2 separate regions of the Homo sapiens genome follow, and region 1 is linked to region 2. Evidence: read pairs that join two places in POLR2A ChIA-PET (ENCODE). Cell type or tissue: MCF 10A. All regions are shown on one strand. Each heading gives the region's core, and the rest is flanking DNA. Links, peaks and the distances in the headings are about the cores only.

Region 1 (2,804 bases), core at 17-2,516, 67 kb before region 2:
TGTTCAAGCGATTCTCCTGCCTCAGCCTCCCGAGTAGCTGGGATTACAGGTGCGTGCCAACACGTTTGGCTAATTTTTTTTTTTGTATTTTTAGTAGAGATGGGGTTTCGCCACATTGGCCAGGCTGGTCTCAAACTCTTGATCTCAGGTAATCCACCCGCCTCGCCCTCCCAAAGTGCTGGGATTACAGGCATGAGCCACTGTGCCCAGCTTCTCACCACCTACTTCTTAGTCCTGTTTTATCTGCAAGGGACCTCGGGCCATTCCTTTGGCTCTGGGCTGTGCTTCTACTCTGATGCTTAAAGAAACTCCACAGACCAACTGACTTTCATTAACATTTATTGAGCACATGGCACAGGCCACATTTGAAATTTTCGCACACTATTTCACTTAAATTAACCCTAACAATAAAGATATGGAGTGGGAAGTATGGGTTTTTTACCCCATATTTATTTATTTTTTATCAAAGTTTAGGCTAAGTGTGGGCGGTGGCTCACATGTGTAATCCCAGCTTTTGGGAGTACAAGGCAGTAGGATCGCTTGAGCTCAGGAGTTTGAGACCAGCTTGGGCGACATAGCAAGACCCTGTCTCTATAAGAAAGAAAAAGTTTAAAAAACCCAAAGAAACAAATATGCTTATAATGCATGATGGTAATTGCCTGCCCCACTCCTCCCAACCCCTATAGGCAAATGTGCTCAACTTTTGGTGTTTTTTCTTAACACTATGCTTATATCAACTCAGTCATTAGCTACTGACATCCTGTTTCTGCAGGTGAAGATTCGGCTCTTACCAATAGGCCTACACCACAAATTTTGGTTAAACCCATGGTCACTGTTTTACACTTTGCGAATGTAATTATTGTTCTACTAGACTCTGTAGTGCCTCCTAGGAATAGATTCCCTTTCTTGTACAATGGTTTTTGTTCTCTTAGATTTAATCGTTTCCCTTTCTCCCACTTGCCTAGCTCCTGATGAATAATCCATCATGTTTTCTACCTATTTTGTTGTGATCTACTAATAATTTTTTCCAATGCTCAAACTCACCAGATAACTTATCAAACCTCCTGATGTGGAGAGAAAATTGGGTGTTCTCAGTATTGTTTTAACTGAAAAAAACCCTGACTCTGAGACAGGTTAGGAGCTTGGCTCTATGTCCTCCAGGAAGTGGTAGAGACGTGATTTGCCCACTACCAACTGCAGCACCAGCTCCCTGGAAGCACACTGCCCCTGGGTAAAGATGTGCAGGCTGTGGCTGCACAACTCCAGAGGGTGCTGCCCCCAACTCAGATGAGAACAGTGCCCTGGAGAGGCAAGGCACAGGCCCTGTCAACAAGGTGCCTTCCAATCTCGTCTCCAATGCTGCTCCTGGTCATCTTGCACCACGCTAGCCCCCAACCTGAAAGTACTGTGTTGACTGCCGACTCTCTGGCTGGCCTTGCTTGCCTGATTCATGTTTAGTAGTTGGCATCTTTGCCTACTTATTATGCAAAACTACCATATTAGTGTTGCCTCACTGTGGTCGTGTGGTTTTCATGGCAGGGATGGCCTTTCCCTGGGGGTGTCTCCATCATATCAACTCTCTCCAATGGCAAGAAGCCACTCCTGGGCTCTTGTTGCAAAAGTCCAAGTGCTTTTTGAATCCTGTTGTATATTGCAAGGGTGCTTTCAAGTCAAGATAGGGGTGATGACAGACATGCCCTGCACCCAAGGAATGGTTAAACCTTTCCTGCTGCATGGAAGGCCTGCTGACAACTCACCTTTTGGACATTCCTGAGGGAGGGGTGAACTCTCTCCAAAGCCCTTAAATTATATTTTTTCTTTTTTTTTTCTTTCTCTTTCTTTCTTTTCTTTTTTTTTTTGAGACAGTGTCTTGCTCTGTCACCCAGGCTGGAGCGCAGTGGCACGATCTTAGCTCACTGCAACGTCCACCTCCCAGGTTCAAGCAATTCTCCTGCCTCAGCCTCCCGAGCAGCTGGGATTACAGGCATGCACCACCATGCCTGGCTAATTTTTTTATTTTTAGTAGAGACGAGGTTTCACTATGTTGCCCAGGCTGGTCTCGAACTCCTGACCTCAAACAATTCACCTGCCTTGGCCTCCCAAAGTGCTAGGATTACAGGCGTGAGCCACTGTGCCTGGCTGAAATGATATTTTTTTTCTGGAAAAGCTCTTACACATCAAAAATGAATGCTATCCAGCATGTAATGCTCGACAATGTAGATGAACAGCTGGTCACTGAGGGATGGGACGATGCATGGCAGATAGTCCTGGTCCTGATCTTGCTCCTCCCTCCCTGGCTGTGATACAAAAGCAAGGAAACAAGGTAAGCGTGGTGAACACAAAGAGGAGAGGCAGACTCATAGGGAAAAGTGATCCCAACTGAAAAAGCAATTCCAGAAATACCAGGCTTGAAAGCTGACATGGGCTCTACGAGTGTTTTCTTTGGACTTCCAGCTGGAATTCAAACAGTATTTTACTCTGAATTTAACAGTTGGGTTAGTTCTTAATTGTATCAAGCACCCAAGACAGATGACACCAAATTCCGGCCAACTTCTGTTAAGGATAAAGTGGCAAATGAAAGATTCAGACATTCTTTTGTCAAAACCTGTCCCGTTGCAAGTGAAGAAACCCAACGTAACCCAAACATACCTATTATCACAATAACAGGAGTACTCAGAATGGAAACATGGTTGCCCACAGAAGTACCTTATTCTGTTTCATCAATAAAAGTTTAATTAGTTAGTGTAGAGGGTCTAAGCCAATGCTTTTCAAACTTTGGGTCTTGAACCACTGGAACATAAAAT
Region 2 (2,804 bases), core at 209-2,708:
ATGTACAGATTCTGCATCCCCTTCTTCTCTCGACCCTGCCCCTACCACTTCTAAAGAGACCCCTTGCAAAAGCACATCAGCTCAATGACGCCACACCCACTGAAAACACTCGTTTCTGGGAAGCCACTATTAGAACACGCCAAGAATGTTCCTAGGATTTTCCTGCATTCTGCACAATCCAGAATCCAGATTTTGATCACTATCATTTCACAATAACTGAAACACATGAAATAAAGAAAGAAAAGGATCGATTATTCCCCAGCCTTCTGCCTCCTCTTTTTCCTTAATGAATTACTATCTCAACCAGATGGGCTTTTAATTATTTTCTTCACTACTAGAATTTTTAAAAAATGCTATAACTTGGAGAGGCTTCTTTTACTAACAGCCTGATTATTCATTATGGCTTTGGAAACAGTTCCCTGACAAACTCCTGGTATGAGACGAGCCGTGGACTTTGAGCCTTTTTATATTAGGTATACAAGCTGTCTGAAAACAATGACCTCATCCGGAAAGACTCAGGAAAGAGGCATTTTTTTCCTTTCGTCAGTAATGCCCTGATGTTGGGCTGGATTATCCACCACCCACAATCCAACTTTTCTCACAGTTATTTTTGAACACCGGGAATTTTGCATATTGGAAAAGTTATGAAGACAGTTTAAATGGAAAAAGACCCTTAGGACAAATATCCTTGGCATCAGATACACACATTGGCTAAGAAATAGGAGGAAACTGGCATAATTGCTTTAAATGTGAGGGTAAAACATTTAATTCCTCCAATAAAGATGTAACCAGCAGCACCCGTTGTGAGATATTAATTTAATGTAAGGCCTATAATCAATCCACTGGAAAACAAGACTATTTGAAACACATTGGCCAAATGCAAAGTTTGATTAATTGAAGAGTCCTGGCTTACTCTCTTCCCCAGCTAAGTGGCTTTTTTATTTTGTTTTGAAATGACTCGGGTAGACAGCCATCCTCATGGGTCACCCTATGTGCCCTTCCCCTGGTCCAGGCTACTGCCTGGAACTTGGTGCCTCTGATAACGTCCTCCTGACTTGGCTGTAGCACCAGGCGCCAGACAAAGAATCACAACTGGATTGCTCGTTGATAAAATGCTTGCCATTTGCAGAGCTGTCATGTGTCAGCTGCTGCCAAAGGCCAGTCGCATCAACTGAAATCTTCTGATTACACCTAATGCCTTGCATTCTCATGATAGTGATTCCATATTTTAGCCTAATGTGTTTTTTGTTAGTGTCTTGGGATTTTTACCATAAGGATGGAAGTCTTTCATCGTTGCATTCTTTATTCTTGTTAGCCTGCATTTAAAATGTAATGGAGGCTAGTTTTTCCTACTCCTTTAAATCTCGAAGTATTATTCCTACTTGATATTAAATGAGAGAAGAAACCAAGTACAGAGCTACAGCTATTTTCAGGGGCTAAAATAGGGTGCTAGTTTAAAAATAACCTGCATTGCATTGGTTCCTTGCCTTTTACAAGGCAGGACAGGGGCAAAGTGGGGGAGCAGGCAATCCAATATTGAAACTTTGATTTTTTTGAATGTTAAGCAATAAAGTGATTCTTTCCTAATCATAGTCCTCCAAATTTGACTTGTGTTAGTTGAACCACAATTTGGTTGATGATTTATTATAGTCAAGAAACTGGCCAGGTGTGGTGACTCATGCCTGTAATCCCAGCAGTTTGGGAGGCCGAGATGGGAGGATAGTTTGAGCTCTGGAATTTCAGACCAGCCTGGAAAGTATTGCAGGACCTTGTCTCTACTAAAAATTAAAAAAAAAATTAGGCAGGCATGGCGGCCTGCACCTATAGTCCTAGCTACTCAGGAGGCTGAGGCAGGAGGATTGCTTGAGCCCAGAAGATTGGGGCTGCAGTGAGCCATGATCACACCACTGCATGCCATCCTGGGTGACAGGGTGAGACCCCGTCTCAAAAAAAAAAACAAAAACAAAAGAGGTGAAACCAACTGCCTAGAAACTTGTTTAAAATGCACAATTTTCTTTCTCTCTTCCTTCCTCTTTTCCTTTCTCCCTTCCTTCTTCTCTCTTTATCTCTCTTTCTTTCTGAGATAGAGTCTCACTCTGTCACCTAGGCTGGATTGCATTGGCACAATCACAGCTCACTGCAGCTTTGACCTCCTAGGTTCAAGTGATTCTCCTGCTTCAGCCTCCCGAGTAGCTGGGACTACAGGCATGTGCCACCATGCCCGGCTATTTTTTTTTTTTAATAGAGACAGAGTCTCCCTATATTGCCCAGGCTGGTCTCAAACTCCCAGACTCAAATAATCCTCTCGCCTCAGCCTCCCAAAGTGCTGCGATTACAGGCATGAGCCACAGTGCCCGGCCTCAAACAACCACTTTCTAATTAAATAGCAATGGAGCTTATACCATGTCATTTTGAAATCAGAGACACGGTTGTGTGTTCCTTATCTTAAAAACACAGAGCAGAAATCTTTCCCAACCACGCTTCTAGAACCCTTCACAGGAAAGTGACCGTCACTTAGCAAAACAAATACAAATGCTTAAAATTGCATCTTCACCTGTATTTGAGAAATGCTTAATTAAATATTGTTAAACAGTTTTCTTAACCATGGACTTACTATGTATTAATATGCAAGTGTGCCTGTAACTAAGAGATAAATAAGATAAGAAGCATTTCCTGAATTTATTCAACCAGAGAACCCCCAACCCAGTACAACTATGAACTTTTCACAAAACAGAGCTTGGAAAACATTTCTCTGAGGAAGGAGAGGGCTAGAAAGGGTTTTAGAGATAATTTCCATCACAGTT

What was found. Peaks named below come from ENCODE experiments on the same cell type or tissue, not always from the same donor. Only the 100,000 strongest peaks of a DNase experiment are listed, where the experiment ranks them.
Region 1: POLR2A ChIA-PET joins it to region 2 with 5 read pairs; 5 of 35 experiments call an interaction of 5 or more read pairs at or near these places.

What each region holds. Positions count from the first base shown.
Region 1 is chr10:114,617,356-114,620,159 of GRCh38, forward strand. All of the region lies in intron 1 of ABLIM1 (actin binding LIM protein 1), which reads right to left. Among named protein-coding and RNA genes, the nearest start is that of ABLIM1, 40 kb to the right of the region's middle. In MCF 10A, for the core only: no CTCF peak of the experiment used is centred there; a DNase peak (open chromatin) is centred at 1,556.
Region 2 is chr10:114,684,567-114,687,370 of GRCh38, forward strand. It overlaps a transcript of ABLIM1 not described here. Among named protein-coding and RNA genes, the nearest start is that of ABLIM1, 28 kb to the left of the region's middle. In MCF 10A, for the core only: no CTCF peak of the experiment used is centred there; a DNase peak (open chromatin) is centred at 1,665.